2 separate regions of the Mus musculus genome follow, and region 1 is linked to region 2. Evidence: chromatin loops called from intact Hi-C (ENCODE). Cell type or tissue: left cerebral cortex. All regions are shown on one strand. Links, peaks and the distances in the headings refer to the core of each region. The heading gives the core; the rest is flanking DNA.

Region 1 (8,327 bases), core at 261-8,260, 200 kb before region 2:
GTTGTGCTCTCTGCCAAAATCAGCAGAGGAGGAGAGAGGGCTATTTATCCCCTTTTTACCAGCGCTAGCCCATGCATACTTTCACAATTCTAAACTTGGGCAATGCCTGTGATGGGTGATGTCATCGTTATAATTGACAGCATTCCCCACTCCCCACCCCCATTCTTAATGGCTCACAAAATAGGAATATACTTTGCAGCCAGTGAAATGCTATATTTGCTAAAATATGCCCTCAGCCCATTTTACAGATAAAGAAAGTGAGGCTTAGAAGGCGTTAAGTCCTTGTACTGCAGTTAAGTGAGAAATCTGAGCTCTGAACCTAGTAGTCTACTTCTAGAGTTAAAAAATGTTAGCCAGTCTACCCTAAAAGAACAATGGTCTGAAGAGGAGAAGAGAGACCAAGAAAGAATGAGCCCTGGGAGAATGGGGAGCCTCAGGTGGAGGGGGAGAGGGCAAGATCGAGTAACCTAGAGGAAAGATGGAAGCTTGAGTTCTCAAGGAACAAAAAAAAAAAAAAAAAAAAAAAAATCAAGTCAAGCCACCAAGGAACCTGTCACTCTGTCACTTCTTACACACACCCTCTACCCAGGATCCTATCCAAAAACCCTTCAAATTTAGGGACCTGCCCCAGCTCCTAAGCTCAAAGGAGTATCTTGATCCCTCCCATCACAGTCTGTAGCTGGTCAGCGACAGTCACTCACCATGGCAACGCCCTCATTCCTCCCGGGAGATCAAGCAAAGGAGCTGGGGCACTGATGGGGATGGGCTACACGGAAAGCAGACCCAGGCCCAAGGGAAAGAGTGTGCAGGGACTGGGACGCATAAACATTTAAATTTCCAGGCTATCTGTGAAACCCCCCCCCCGTCCCCCACCTCCCTTCCTCCAGGGTAACCTGGCCACTCTGGCCCTGAAGGCGAGGTGCTTGGGTTTGGGTGGGTGATGAGGACTTAAATTACTCTCATGGATTTCCACAGGTCGCCTCTGCCATCTAACCCTTTCCACTCAGCACCCGCTTCTCCCTCAAGACTAGGCCCCGCCCCCGCCTTCCTAATGAGCATCATAGATTGGGAGACAAGTGGAGGATGCACTGGATGCTGGGGGAAATCCCAGGTAGAGAGGGAGCCTGGAGCCTGGAGCGGAGAGAAGAAGGGGCGGGGCTGGGGGGCGTGGGCAGCCTCAGAACCTCAAGGCCTTTCACCGACTTGACACTCCACAGTGACAGGTGTCTCTTCTCAGGCTTCCAAAGCAGGATACCACGCCTGGTCCTGGCATCCCATCCAGCTATTCCCAGAGCCCACCTCCCTCTCCAGGATAGGCCAGAGTCTAGCTTGTTAGGGTGGGGCACCCACTCTGCCCACTCCCACGCTGGCTCTCCAAGGAGTGGCAGTCTCCTGCCCCAGTAGGAATTCTGAGAAGCTAAAAGAGTCTGACTGCTCCCAGCCCCATTCTAGGCTTAGGAACAGCTGGAGAAAGCAGCTGGGAAGAGAGGATCCTGGAGTCTGAAATTTTGTCACTTGAGGGAAGCCTTTTGGCTCAAGGGCCAAAGCCTCAAAAGAGGTAGAGGAGGGACCTGGGAAACAAAACAGAGGTGGGCAGGTAAGGCCGGAAGGAAAGTCAGCACCAAGCTGGGAGGTGGGGCAGGTGTCTAGCAGACTCCTTTCCCTGCTTCCCCACAGCCTGGGCTCCCCGCCAGCTGCCTGAGAGAGCCCCTTATTCTGGCTGTATTCCAGCCAATTCCCTGGGCCCTTCCTCCCTCCCCTGGGCCTTGGAGGAGGAGAAGCTTCTTAGCTTGGGCCTCTTCTCTGGGAGATTAGGGGAGACTGAGGCACAGGAAGATCCCTCCCCACCCTCAAAGCTTGGCATTCCATACAGTATCTGCATCTCTCCACTTGGCTAGCCCTGCCTTGTTCCAGGAGGAAATCCGACCTCCTTCCTTCATCCGGACCCTACTTCCCTCAACCAGACCCCCGCCTTCCGCCTTTCCTGCTAGCTTCTGGTGTGTGTGTGTGTGGGGGGGGGGTGGCATAAGGAGCAAAGAACACTGTTTCAGGATGGAACCGCAGGCAGGGAAGGAAGAGCAATTGTGGGGTGGTGGCGCAGGAACCAGAAAGGTGGGAGAGGGAAGCAGGGATGAGGAGAAGAGAGGCCCAGAGCACCCACGAGTGAGCTGTGGAGTCAGGGTGTCCAGCTCCCAATGCAGGGGCCAGCTCTACCTTCACCTCACACACCCATGTGGGCCAGGTTAGGCGTTAGGAGGGTCAGGGTCTCCTTTGGGGGCGGGGGAATGAGTGAAATGAAGAAGGGAAGCTGGTAGAAGAGAGTAGTAGCAAGAGACAGGCTGGACAAGGACCCAGACACCTGCCCTCTCAGCTGGTACTGCCCACAGCTAGCCAGCCAGCTCAGCATGGCTCCGTGACCACAGCCCTGCCATGCGCCTTGAGCCGGGAATCACAATAACGCCTGTACTCGCCCCCCCCCTTCCAAATGCATCCCCTCCCTCTAGCATGAGCTGATCAGTGTTTATTCGGTGAGCCCCAAATTCTAAACCTGGGGGGGGATTGGCTAGAAGCTGTCAGGCTCCTGGGTGAAAACCCCATTCGAGCAGTCAATCCCGCCTACAGCCTCACCCACTCCCCCTCTCCCCTCCCCCCTCGCAGCCCAGCTCTAAGCTCCCAGCCCCAGTCCGGCCAGGGTGGCAGCCGATGTCTGCGCCCCCACCCAGCCTGGGTCGCAGCTAGGGACCCGCGGGGGGCTGCGGAGCCGGCGCCCGCCCCAGCCCGCCCCTGGGCGGGTGTCTTCCGCAGACAATAGCTCTGGCTGCAGTGCCTCGCGGACCAGGAGGGAGAAAAACAAGTCGGAGGAGGCGGCAGCGCCGAGCCTGGAGACCCTCGCCCTCTCCATTGTGTCTCCCCAAGACCCCCGCAGCAAACAGTCCCCCAATCTCTCCCCCAGAAGCACCGATCTCAGGTCGCCTTCCCCCCGCCATCCTGGGAGCAGAATGCATCCCAAGTCACTAGCACCGTGAAGAGGGGGCCAGCGGTGGCAGCCGATCACAGGGTACAGGCCCACGATCGCCGCCCCTCGAGGCCGATACTCACCCTGCGGGCTGGGGGGCTCCGGCGGAGACTTGCCGGGAGCCCGGGAGGCGCCGCCGAGCAGCAGCCCCAGCAGCGGCAGCAGCCGCGCGAGGACGCCGGGGCCACTCGGCGGCGGCATCGCGGGGCTCGGCCGGGCCCTAGCGGTCCATCGTTGCCGCCCGGCCCTGATCGGCCGGCCCCGCTCAGCCCCAGTTCTGCACCGCTCTGTGCAGCTCCGGGTTGGGCTCCCGCTCCGGCTGCGGCGCCCGCTCGGCGCGATTGTCTCTGCCCGGAGCGGCCGCCAGCGCCCCCTGCAGTCGACACCCGGCACGGCGGGCCAGCGGGCACCGCCCCCTCGAGGCCCGGCTCTGCCTGCAGCCCACCCGGCAGCCCCCACCCGGTAACCCAAGATTCCAGACAGCAATGGAGTGCAGCGATTAGGGGGCAATTACCCGGGTTGGGGTTGGAGAGCTCTTGAGATGTGGTGTAAAATTGAGGGGTAGGAGAATGGCTATTGCCTACTCCTAAGGGCTGTAGTTGGAAAGAGTGAGAATTTTCTTCTCCCACACCGAGAGCTCCGTAGTGTTGAGGAGGCTGCGGTCTCCATCCAACATTGGGAAGCTGACCTGTGGTCATGTCAGCCTCCTCCCCCGCCCCCCATGACTTCCATTCAGAAACAGGCAAGACAAGTTCCTTACAGCCTTCTTAGCCTCTCTTGCTTTAAAGAGGATGGTCTGAAGTTCAGAATGACCTCGAACTCATGGCCCTTTTCCTGCCTCCGCTTCCAGAGTGTTGGGATTTCAAATGCAAGCCGCTATATTCAGCCTCACTTATCCTTTAAAGTGACAATCATAATAATCTCTACCTAGTAACGTGGTTGAGATACCAAGGTGTGTGTGAGGGGTGGTTCGGGGTGATGGTGGAGGAATGCCAGGCACCTTTTATCCCAACAGGAAGAGCTCTGTGAGTTCAAGGCCACTTTGCTCTACATAGCCAGTTCCTGGTCCTCTGACACAAGTCTGACAGGTGCACCGGTGCAGTAAGTGGTGCTATTGTTGGCCGGGGAGGGGCTTGCCTCCCTTGGAGTAATAAGACCTCCTTCTGGAGGAGACATCTGGCTAGAGAGGTTTTGTAGAAGTGGAAGCAGACGCCTCCCCCCACAAAAGAATCCCATTGGTTCCGGCATCCTGATTGACAAACTGGATCTTCCTTCGCTGAACCCCATGTTTGAAGACAAGCTCCCAAACAACCTTTCTCTCCTTATCGTTTCTGGCTGTCACTATCCCTTAGCTTCTGTTTTGCGTCGTTCTCTCTGCCCAGTCACCTCTTCAGCACAGCCTGCTACCCAGGAGACCTATGACAAGGATGGCTTCCCCTAGGGGACGCAGCAGGCTTCCCTCTGACTAAGTCTCTCTACTTAAGGGGGCAAAGTCACCAGGTCTTTCCCTTCATCCCTTCCTTTCCTCTTTCCCTCTTTTCCTTCTTTCTTTCTCCTCCCCTCATTTCCATCTGTTTCCTCTTCCTCCTCCTTCTTCTCACCGCCCCCGCCCCCCACCTCAGACCCTGGAGTAGCCAGCCAAGGGTAGAGGGGATTGCACGCAGCATCTCTTCCTTTTTAATAGAGATTTCCGTGTAACCATATTTCCCAGTTCTGTGCTTATGTAACTTTTTTTTTTTTTTTTTTTTTTTTTTTGGAACCTAAGTGCAGGCTTTAGCGCTCTTCCTTGGTGAATTTCATCGTGTTGGTCTCAAGCCGACTTCACAATCTGTCAGAGCTCCCTGGAATCTGCCTTGCTTGCCCACTGTATTATCCCTGTGCCTGCCACAGCCAGGAGTTATCTGTGGGGCAGAGAGGCTACTGCTGCCTTCGTTCAAGGATCTCCTGATGTCTCTAGGCAGCCCAGAGTTGACATGGAGCTGAGACACCCCAGAGAGACCCCCCCACCGCACCCCAGTTTTATCAGGATCATTCAGATCTAAAATCCCAGCCACTACAATCCCGCTCACATTTCTCTCGTCCGTGAGGCCCAAGGCTAAAATGCTTTGCTGGGATCAAGATAGGTGGTCTGGGCCATTCAGTTGCAATGACTGACTGACTCCAGAGGAAATTTGGCTGGTATTCAAGGATCACGGCTTAATCTTTACTTAGATATTCAGTCACCCAGCTAGAAACCTGTTCTGGAACTTGCCATGCATGGATGTCAAATCATTGTTATCAGGATTTACCATTTTACCCCTCTGGGTACAATCAAGTATGGGCTCTGGTGAGGTGAATATATGCACCTCTTCTGTCCCTGGACACGTAGCATTGAATTCAGTGTTCAAGGCGTGTCTGCTCAGCCACCACCCCTGCCTCCCTAACAAACAAGTACCCCAGGGCCCTCCCCACCCGGCTCCAGCCTCAGCAACTCCCTCTTTGCCAGAACTTGCCCCCTTGTTACTGGCAGAAATTTTTTTTTTCTGAACACTTTGCTCCATGCAGGGAACGGCTCTTTCATTGCCTCAGATCAACCGTCAGAGCCCTGTCCTTGACTACCTGGCTTCCCTTTGAAGACTTCGGGAAGTGGCGCCTCCACCAGCACCCACTGATATCTCCTCACCACTCCCCTCCTTCCATGCCTCCTTCCGCCTCACCTCACCTCTCCTCTTCTTCTTCTCCTTCTTTTTTTCCTAAGATTTATTTATTTATTTTATGTATTATGAGTACAATTATAGCTGTCTTCAGAAGAGGGTGTCAGCTCTCTGACAGATTTTTGTGTCATTACAGATGGTTGTGAGCCACCATGTGGCTGCTGGGAATTGAACTTGGGACCTCTGGAAGAGCAGTCAGTGCTCTTAACCATTGAGCCATCTCTCCAGCCTCCCTCCTCTCCTCTCTTCTCTCCTGTCCTCCCCTACCCCCTTTCCTCCCCTCCCCTTTCCTCTCCACATCCCCCTTCTCCTCTCCACATCACCCTCCTCTGTCTTTCTCCCCACCCTCAGTACTGAAGATTGAACTCAGGGTCTTGGACATAGTAAACGACTGCTCCCCTACTGAAAGTTGTCTCAGCTTTCTTTTTCCTTACTTTCTAAAAATGTGATAGAAATAGGACCGTTATTAAGGAGGAATGGGAGTAGGGTGGTATGCTGAGGAAAGGCATTGTCTCAGGGTTTCTATTGACTTGACGAAAAACACCAGGACCAAAAAGCAAGTTGGGGAGGAAAGGGTTTATTTGGCTTACACTTCCAGATCATAGCTCATCAGTGGAGGAAGTCAGGACAGGAACTCAAGCAGGACTGGAATCTGGAGGCAGGAGCTGATGCAGAGGCCATGAAGGGAGGTTGCTTACTGGCTTGCTTTCCCTGGCTTGTCAGTATGTTTTCTTATAAAACCCAGGACCACAATGGGCTGGCCCTCCCCCATTGATCACTAGTGTGCTAGAACTGAGAAAATGTCCTACAGCTGGATCTCATGGAGGCATTTTCTCAGCCAAGGCTCCTTCCTGTCTGAGGACTCTAGCTTGTGTCAGGTTGACACACAATAGCAGCCAGTGACAGACATACACTCAAAGTACCCTTTTGAGACAGAATCTAATGTAGCCCAGGCTAGCCTCCAACTCTTTTTTTAAACAATTTTTTATTAGATATTTTCTTCATTTACAATTCAAATGCTATTCCAAAAGTCCCTTATATCCTCCCCCCAACCTTGCTCTCCAACTCACCCACTCCCACTTCCTGGCCTTGGTATTCCCCTGTATTGGGGCATATAATCTTTGCAAGACCAAGGACCTCTCCTCCCAATGATGGCCGATTAGGCCATCTTCTGCTACATACATGAGCTCAGGGGGTACTGGTTAGTTCATATTGCTGTTCCTCCTATAGGGTTACAGACCCCTTCAGCTCGTTGGGTAGTTTCTCTAGTTCCTTCATTGGGGGCCATGTGTTCCATCCTATAGATTACTGTGAGCCTCCACTTCTGTATTTGCCAGGCACTGGCATAGTCTCACTAGAGTCAGCTATATCAGGGTCCTGTGGGCAAAATCTTACTGGCATATGCAATAATGTCTGCTTTTGGTGGTTGATTATGGTATGGATCCCTGAATGGGGCAGTCTCTGCATGGTCCTACCCTCCGTCTCATCTCCAAACTTTGTCTCTGCAACTCCTTAGCCTCCAACTCTTCTGATCCTATTCTCTCTACTGCATGAATTCTGGTTAAACATGTTTGTGCTACCACTCCTGGTTTACTGAACCTGACCAGAGTTTCCTGTGTGTTAGGTAAATACCCTAACAGACCTAACAGAGCTCTATGTATCTATCTATCTCTATCTATCTATCTATCTATCTATCTATCTATCTATCTATCTACACATATATAAAAAATTACGGGGGCTGGTGAGATGGCTCAGTGGGTAAGAGCACCCGACTGCTCTTCCAAAGGTCCTGAGTTCAAATCCCAGCAACCACATGGTGGCTCACAACCATCCGTAATGAGATCTGACTCCCTCTTCTGGAGTGTCTGAAGACAGCTACAGTGTACTTACATATAATAAATAAATAAAAATCTTTTTTTAAAAATTACTTTTTGAGACATCATGTCAGAATCTCAGATTCTCAGAATAAGCTGCCCAGGCTAGCCTTGAACTCATTCTGTAGCCTAAACTGACCTTGGACTCACTCTGTAGCCCAGGCTGGCCCTGAACTCACCCTGTAGTCCAGGCAGGCTGTGAACTTGTGATTCTCCTACCTCTACCTCTAGAATAGCTGGGATTACAGACTCTTCCCACCCCTTTCCATTCACAGCCCTGGCCAGCACTGACTACACCTTTATTTCTTGGTTTACTTCATTCATCTTCTTGAACAGAGATCCCATGGGATAGAGACTGGCTTTATTCACTGCTCAGCCCAGCTTTGGAATAGTCTAAGCACATGTTAGGTGCTCAAAACCCATTTCTGGCACATGTGAACCATCAAACTCCACGGGACTCCAGAGAATAGCCTGACCTCTACCAAGCCACCTGACCTTGATCCTCACAGCTGGAAATCTGCCTTCTATACCCCATCTGCTTTTTAAGTGGAAGATCTGTCTCCTCAGAAGGGTCAGCATTAGGGGGCTGCACCGGACAACATCTGCTGTCCCCTCCCTGGTGTGACACTGTCTTCTTCAAGTTTAGCTCAGCCGGTTTCTTCTGCCTCTCTTCCCTCAGAATAGCACTGTAAAGGTCTTTGTTGTGGAAACAGACAGAAGAGGTGAAGGTTATTTTCCCAAGTC
Region 2 (8,327 bases), core at 306-8,305:
GTGGGCCTGGGGGAAACCTCCACAGACGATGGGATTAGAGGTACTCTGTGGGAGGAGACCAGGGGCACCGTGAACGGGTGGAGAACAGCATAGGCAGCGGGAACCGCACGCCTGGTGAGGTAAGCTACTACCGAAGGGGATGGGCCTCCTGGAGGATGGCTTTTCAGAAGCTGGAAGGCAAAAGTAAACCCATTGAAAGTCCTGTGTAGGACCGGTAACATGGCTCAGTTGGTAGAGCGCTTGCCTGGCTTTACAAAGCTCTATGTTCAACCCTCAGCACTGTATAGACCAGGCACATCCTGGTAGCCCCAGCATTTGGGGGTGGAGGCAAAAAGGTAAAAAAGTACAAGGTCATCCTGGGCTACCAACCTCCCCACCCTCCACCCACCAAAAAAACCCAAAACAACCAAAACAGAACCTACCTAGACAAATAAATAGACAAACATTCTTACATTGATTCCTTCTTTGGTCTGAGGGGCAAAAAGGGGGCCTTTGGGTGCTTCACAGCTAACAGAGGAGGCGGTTTAAGGGGCAGACAGATGTCTGCAACAGGTTGGGACTCACCTGTGGGGTAAAGTGTTCTGGGCCACAAAGAACGAGAGATTTGAGAAGTGGTTCAGAGCCTTCACACGGAGGTATTGATATTCTAACCTTCTCTTTAATTAAGCTCCACTTAAAACTTTTCTTTTAGGGACTGGAGGGGTGGCTCAGAGGTTAATAGCACTGGCTGTTCTTCAAGAGGATCAGGGTTCAATTCCCAGCACCCACATGGCAGCTCACAGCTGTCTGTGACTCCAGTTCCAGGGGATCTGACGCTCTCACACAGACATACATTCTGGCAAAACACCATGCACATAAAAATAAGTCAATATTTGAAATATATTTTTCTTTTAGATTTATATTATGCATATGAATGTTTTGCCTTCATGTATGTATGTATACGCACCACATAAGTGTCTGGTGCCCACAAAGACCAGAAGAGGCCATCAGATCCTTTTGTAGTTACAGATGTTACGAGCTGCCTCGCAGATGCTGGGAGCTAAACCCAGGTAACCTGAAAGCATGGCAAATGATGCTGGCAGATGCCTTGCCTATAACCCCAGAGTGCTCAACAGATGGAGACGGGGCAGGCTAGCCTACCCCGAATAATGACCTGGGCACTCAAAGTGACTACCTCCATATACTAGGTGGGAATCAGTCAAGGAAGTATTCAACCTCTGCCTTCCACGTGAGTGCTCACACACAGGCACGGTCCACACAAAAGAAAAGAATAGGTGCTCATAGTGGCATGTGCTTTTAATCTTAGTGCTCAAGAGGTAGAAAGGCAGAAGCAGGCAGAACTCTATCAATTCAAGATGGCATGGTCTACTCAGTCTACGTGGTCTACACGGTCTATGTGGTTCTCTCTCTCCCTCCCCTTTTTTGTTTTTTTGTTTTTTTGTTTTTGTTGTTTGTTTTATTTTATTTTATTTTTCGAAGGCAGTGAGGTAGGGTCTCCCTGTGTAGCCTTGGCTATCCTGGAACTCACTCTGTAGCCCAGGCTGGCCACGAACTCACAGAGATCCACCTGCCTCTGCCTCCTGAGTGCAAGGGTCAAACCTGTGAACCACCAGGGCCTGGCTAAATGGTCTCTTGACCATAGATAAGGTCACAGTATCTGCAACATGTCTACCTTTCAAATATTCGGTATAGGCTGGGGTGTGGAGACACTTGGGCTGTGGGTCTCAGAAACAGAAGGACTCAGGACCGACTCTAACCATCCCACACTCCTCAAAGCCCCACTTAGTGTATAGGGAGAGAACTGATTCGTAATAGTTGTCGTTTGACCTCCATACACAGGTCATGGTGTGTACCTTCCCTCAACCCAGGTAGAGAGATGATAGATAGGTAGATAGATAGATAGGTGGATAGAAGGACAGATTGAAAGATAGAATAGATGATACAAGATAGGTAGATTGAAAGATAGATGATAGATAAATGAGACAAGTATACTTAACATTTAAAAGAAAGTTGGGTAAAGGGGAGAAGCCACAGCACAACCTGGCATGGAACAGCACCTGCTAATCATTATGTATATACGAATTTCAGAACTCAGAGAGCACTCATTATCAGAGTCAACGAAAATCTCAGTGAGAAGCCATCTTCCCACCTAGGGGACAAGCGAAAATCAGACTCCACCGTGGAAGTCTCTGGGTTGGCAAGGGTATGAGAAACATTCCACGTGGACATGGATGCAGTTGTAAGCACTGCTTGGGTATGGAACTTAGCAATATCGACTGACATTACAAACTGCAGACAAACAACTCCAACTCTGAGAAGCCAGCCTTCAGAACCATGCATGCACAAAGCCACCGAGGCACCGCTGCCTTTATTAAAGCTTCAGTACAAGAGGAGTTGATTGAATGGCTTCTGGCTCGTCCATTTGATTGGGTATTGGAAATTCTGACATGGGCTGATCTGCGTGATAAGTTACCTTGGCTGGGGGATGTAGCTCAGTTGGAGTAATGCTTGCCTATCTTGTGTGTTCGATCCCCGGCACCACAGAAACTGGGCAAAAGGTGGAAGCAAGAGGAGTAGAATTTCTTTTTTCCTTTTTTTTTTTTTGTTTTCTTTTGTTTCCCTTCCCTTCCCTTCCCTTCCCTTCCCTTCCCTTCCCTTCCCTTCCCTTCCCTTCCCTTCCCTTCCCTTCCCTTCCCTTCCCTTCCCTTCCCTTCCCTTCTCCTTCCTTTTCTTTTCTTTTTTCTTTTCTTTTCTTTTCTTTTCTTTTCTTTCCTTCCCCTCCCTCCCTCCCTTCCTCTCTCCCTCCTCTCTCTCTCTCTCTCTCTCTCTCTCTCTCTCTTTCTTTCTTTCTTTCGGACAGGGTTTCTCTGTGTAACCTTGGCTGCCCTGGAACTCACCTTGTAGTGGAGGCTGGTCTCCTGCTCAGAGACCTGGTCTCCCGCCGGAGTGCTTGAATCAAAGTCCTCCTCCACCACCACCACCCAGCTAGACTTTCAAAGGCATCCTCAACTACACGGTGAGTTTGAGGACAGCCTGGGCTACATGAAACTCTGCCTCACTAACAAAAACAAAAGCATAAAAGATAAACAATCTTGAAATGACTGGAGTAAGGATAGTGGCTACCGTATAATATAATTTGTATGTGGAAGAAAAGATAACCTGTGGGCATTTGTATGCTACCATCTGGGTGGGAAAAAAAAAACACCATACGTTCTATTATGTAAGCATACACTTCTAGCATTCAAATGCTGAGAGAACTGGGGAGCTAGGAAGCAGGTACATTGTATGCTCATTTATACCTTTAAGAATGTATACCATATGCAAGTAGTAGTTATACACATCAAAACATAAATAAAACCAAAAAGATTTATCAGAACAAGTTTGGATTCGCCAGACTGGTGAGTTAGTCCACAGCGCCCCCTGTTGTTGCTTGCGTGTATATGCAGGGCCGGGTTCACGGTGAGGAGGCAGTGCCTCTTTAAAGAAAGATGCAGAGAAAAGAATGGTGGACTACGCTGGAGCTAGAGGAGAGGGGTGGATGGGAGGCACTGGACACATTGGGAACGGGCAGTCCTTGGTCATGGAGTGCCGAGTGCCTTTGCCAGCTGCATGCCTTGGGACACGTGACCCTCTTAATAAGTCTCTGTTCTTGCCCCATAAATTGGGTTGCTAATACCTACCCTTAGGGTCGCTGTGAAGATCAAATAAGGCATGAACATGAACAGCGCTTCAGAATGAGAAAGTGCCATTACAATGCTAAGGGATTACTTTTAACTATCCCCCTCAGTTCACAAGGTAGTAAGAGGTAGGTAGTATCGGGCAGCGGTAAAGTTAGGGACTCAGGAGTCAGAATGGCTAATTCCACCAGCCACCATCTGGAGGGATCTAGAGTAAATTATTCAATTTAGTGACCTCTAGTTTACATATGCGAAGTTAGGGTTGACAATAACATTTTCATATGATTTGGTGGAGGGATCTTTAAAGCACCTGGTATTGGATCTGGCCAACGCTGCTGTCGGAGTCTGCCACTGCTGTCTTCTCCGTGTGCAAGGTCCACGTACTTTGCAAATAGGTGTGTGGTAGGTGCTAGCTTACACTAGCATCTTAGAGGCGAAGAAACTGAAGCCTGTGGAGGAGATGTGACCTGGCCCAAACCCTCTGACTAGTTAGTGAGTAGCAATAATTCTTCTAAGCTGGGAGTGGAGGTTGGTGCACACCTGTAACCCCAGCACTTCGAAGGTGCAGGCAGGAGGAGCTGGTGTTTAAGGTTAGCCTTGGCTACATCAGGCCCTGTCTCAAAAACACTGAATAAAAATATAACTAAAAATTCTTTTTCAAAAAAACCCCTTCTATTTTAGAGGGGCATCAAAAAGAATCCTCCTTCCTTTTTTCCTTCTTTCTTTCTAAAAGAGTATTTATTTACTTTTTAATAAAATTATGTATATGCGGGGTTGGAGAGATGTCTCAGAGGTTAAGAGCACTGACTACTCTTGTGGAGGCCCTGGGTTCAAGTCCCAGCACCCACATGGCAGCTCGCAACAGTCTGTGACTCCCCCAGTCCCAGGGGATCCGACACCCTCACACAGACAAACATGCAGGCAAAACACCAATGCACATAAAATAAAAATAAATTATTTTTAAAAATAGGAATACGTATCTGTGGAGTATGTTCATGTGATTGCAGGTGCCCACGAAGGCAGGGGCCAGGGGTGGCAGATCTCTCAGAAGCTGGAGTTCCAGGGGCTTGTGAGCCACTTGATATGGTTCCTGTGAGCTGAACTCAGGTCCTCTGCAAAAGGTACACACGTGGGCCGGAGATGATGGCTCAGAGGTTAAGAGCACTGCCAGTTATTCCAAAGATCCTGAGTTCAAATCCCAGCAACCACATGGTGGCTCACAACCACTGGGAAGATCTGGCGCCCTCTTCTGGAGCATCTGACAACAGCTACAGTGTACCTACATATAATAAATAAATAAATAAATCTTAAAAAAAAAAAAGGTACACATGTCCTTAAAGCTGAGCCATCTCTACAGTCTGCCCTGCCTCTCTCTCCCTCCTGCCTTCCTTTTTTTTTTTTCTTTTCTTTCTCTGTGTGGTGTGGTATGTGTGTGTACATGTGTGTGTGTGTACACATGTGTGTGTGTGTGTACACGTGAATGTGTATATGCATGCCACAACATACATGTGAAGGAAAGAGAACCACTTTGTGGGTTTGACTCTCTCCTTCTACTCTGTGGGTTCCAAGGATCAAACTCAGGTTTGGCAGCAATCACCTTTTACCTGCTGAGCCATCTCGCCGGCCCCTAGAAATACAGTTTATAATTGCCACAGCATGAATTGAAGCAGGGATAGACAGAGGACACAGAAGTGGGGGTATGAGGAAGAAGAACTTTAGCGGGAGACAATACAAAGAGTGACAGAATCCATGAGAGCCCCAGGGCATCCTGGGTCAGGGTGGACATAAGCTGCTAATGGGAAACAGAGTCAGAAGGAGGGGTTCAGGACTCGGGAGAACATCAAGGATGGGGGAGCTTTCAGATACCATCCTCCCTGGGGAAACGTTTCCCAAAGAAGGCAGTATGGTGCAGTAGGAAGACCACCCCAAGGATGTACCGAGTTCCTGTGTGCCGGGTTGCAGACCAAAGCAAAAGCCAAGATCGCTGTTTGTGAGCTGAGGACCCTCTGGTGGGTCTTCCCCTCCCTCTCCCGCCCCCACAGAATATAGATTAACATCTGGGTTTCAGCTTTATTTTCACCCTTAGCTGTGTGTTTAAAAAGAAGAAGAAGTCTAATTACAACTAGATGCCCTAACTTCATTCCAGCTTTTTTTTTTAAAGATCTATTTTCATTTTATGTATTTATTTTATGTGTACGGGTGCTTTGCCTGCATATGTGTCTGCGCACCACATGCGTGCCTGGTGCCTGGAGTGGATCAGATGAGGGCTTCAGATCCCCTGGGACTGGAGTTAGAGAGGTGCGTGTCTACACGGGTGCTGGGAGCTGAGTGCGGGTCTTCTGGAAGAGCTCCTCGCCCTCAGAACTGCTGCACCATCTCGCCAGTCCCAGGATTTATTTTTACTAATATGTTTAGGTGTGATGTGTACATATGGATACTTGCACATGAGCACAGGTGCCTGCAGATGCCAGAGGTCATGGATTCCCCCTGAGCTGGAGTTAGAGGAATCGGTAAGCGGCCAGATGTGGGTGTTTGGAACTGAACACAGGTTCCCTGGAAGAGCACTGAGTGCTTTTCACTGCTGAGCTGTCTCTCCAGCCCCTGGCCTCCCTCTTTTTTAACAGATAACTAAAAATTTAAGGACCAAGTGGCTTGTTCAGTCCCAGAGATCACGATAACCTCTAGGAGGCATTGGTGTATCATGAATTCATACCTTCTGATACCAGTCATCCACAGAGCAAGGCCTGCTCATCCCAGAGGTGGCCTGTCTCTCTGCAGCTGCGAGAGAGAGGAGTCTGGGCTGGGCACGCCTGAGTGCTTCAACTTTCCCCAGATATTCCAACTCTGCTTCCATATTTAAACATCCATCTGGTCTTTGTCCCATGTATTTTCCTTTCCACTTTAAAATGTGAGTGTCCTTCTGAGGAAAAGCCAATCCATGTGTTTTTGATTCATTTAAATTTAATTTCTCAAAATTAAAAAAAAAAAGGGCAGACATCACTGAGTTTCACACATATTCAAATGACAGGAAATAGAGAGAGGCCACGTGTGGGTAACTGGGTGTGAGAGACCTCAGGTACTCCTGGGGCTCTCCTGCTCAGGAAATGATGTCGCTCAACCTTACAGTGGATGCTGAGCCTGGCTTTATTTCCTTATTCCAGTGCCAGCTCCAGCAAGGGGGCAGTTATAACACCTGGGCCAGCCAGCATTAAGAATATAATAAAACAACGAGTGAATCTGAACTTTGAAAACTTGGCTGGGGTGTGCAGTCAGGTCACGTGTAAGAGAAGAAGCAATTATTGTTTGGTGCTTCCTGTCTGTTGGGGTTTAAATTTACATAAACAACAAGAACAAAAAGGGTCTCACTATGTAGACCAGGCTGGCTTTGAACTCGCAGAGGTCTGCCTACCTCTGCATCCCAAGTGATAGGATTAAAGGCATGTGCTACCACATCTGCCCTTGCCTGTTATGCTTTGAATCTGAACTATCCCACAATGGCTCATGTTTGGAAGGTCTTCCCTCCACCCCCACCCCCCACCCCCCAAGCTGGCAGCATTATTTTTGGGAGGTGCTAGTTTACTCAGGATTCCACTAGGCTCTTCCCAGGGACCTAGTAATGACTTAAGTCACAATCACCTGCTGCCATCACCTGCCTCCATCACCTGTCATCTCTGCCAGGTGTGCCAGATGTGTATAAAAGGACTGCTGGCTACTCCAGGGCTCTCTCGTGCTCATTCTCTCTCTTCCTCTCTCCCTCCCTCACTCTCCCTCCCTCCCTGTCCTCTGTACTGCCCCCTTCTCTGCCCTCCTGCCTCTGCTCCAGCCTGTCTGCCTATGTCCACTGGTCTGCCCCTACCCCTTCCCAGGTTCTTCCCCCAGTAAACCCCCTTATACCAGATCTGCTGTGTGGTGTAGTTACTCGGGGACACAGCTTGGTATGGTCCTGCCAGGTACCCCAGCACAGGACTATACTTCATGACAGGAGGTTGTGCAACCTTTAGAAGGTGAGGCCTAGCTAGCGGAAGTAGGTAAATCAGGCCCGGCTTTTGACTATAGCCTAGTCCTGGTTTATTAAAGTTGGTCTCTCAGTGTCCTGTTTCACCGAGATGGGAATAGCCTGCGCCACTTACTTCCTCTGTTGTGATGGGAATAGTACTCCCTCTGCTGTGAAGTGAGCCACTCCTCCATGCCTCTACCAACAGGATGGCCAGGACAGGCTCTCCCACACAGAACCAGAATAACGCTTCGGTCCACTCCATGGCTTCTGTCAGCTATTTTATCCTAGCAACATGACAGTGACTAATACCCTGAGCATGTACTTATATAAGCCAGCAGGAACTCTGTATAAACATACTTGCTTATAACGATGAAATAAAAACCCATGCTGGGATAACTCGGGAGTGGTGGTGGTGGGGAGAGTAATGGTGACAGGACAGGTTTGTGGAATGTGCTGTAGTCAGGCAACTCTGGAGTAAACGTTTCGATTCATCACTTAGACGCAGGAACTTTAGGCGAGTGACTTTATCTCTATGAACCTCATCAACAAACCACTCCAAAGACCACTGTAAGAATTAAATGATATGTGGAGGTGCAATAGGGGGTTGGGGGGGGGCTGGAGAGAGCTGATATAGGCCTTTAATCCCAGCACTC

Evidence for each region. A loop is a pair of places that touch in the nucleus more often than their neighbours do. Peaks named below come from ENCODE experiments on the same cell type or tissue, not always from the same donor. Only the 100,000 strongest peaks of a DNase experiment are listed, where the experiment ranks them.
Region 1: a loop joins it to region 2, with 3 times the contacts of the local background. A loop is called at or near these places in 2 of 42 quality-filtered maps.

Annotation. Positions count from the first base shown.
Region 1 is chr11:102,444,299-102,452,625 of GRCm38, forward strand. Fam171a2 (family with sequence similarity 171, member A2) reads right to left here and starts at 3,365. Exons shown (of 8, transcript NM_199200.2): 1 at 3,100-3,365. The coding sequence starts at 3,217. In left cerebral cortex, for the core only: a CTCF peak has its summit at 3,424 (motif pointing left); DNase peaks (open chromatin) are centred at 1,084, 1,397, 1,676, 2,048 and 6 more places; H3K4me3 peaks cover 3,245 bases; H3K27ac peaks cover 4,040 bases.
Region 2 is chr11:102,648,121-102,656,447 of GRCm38, forward strand. No RefSeq gene overlaps it. Among named protein-coding and RNA genes, the nearest start is that of Meioc, 13 kb to the right of the region's middle. In left cerebral cortex, for the core only: CTCF peaks have their summits at 3,434 (motif pointing left) and 4,930 (motif pointing left); DNase peaks (open chromatin) are centred at 3,419 and 7,936; H3K27ac peaks cover 256 bases.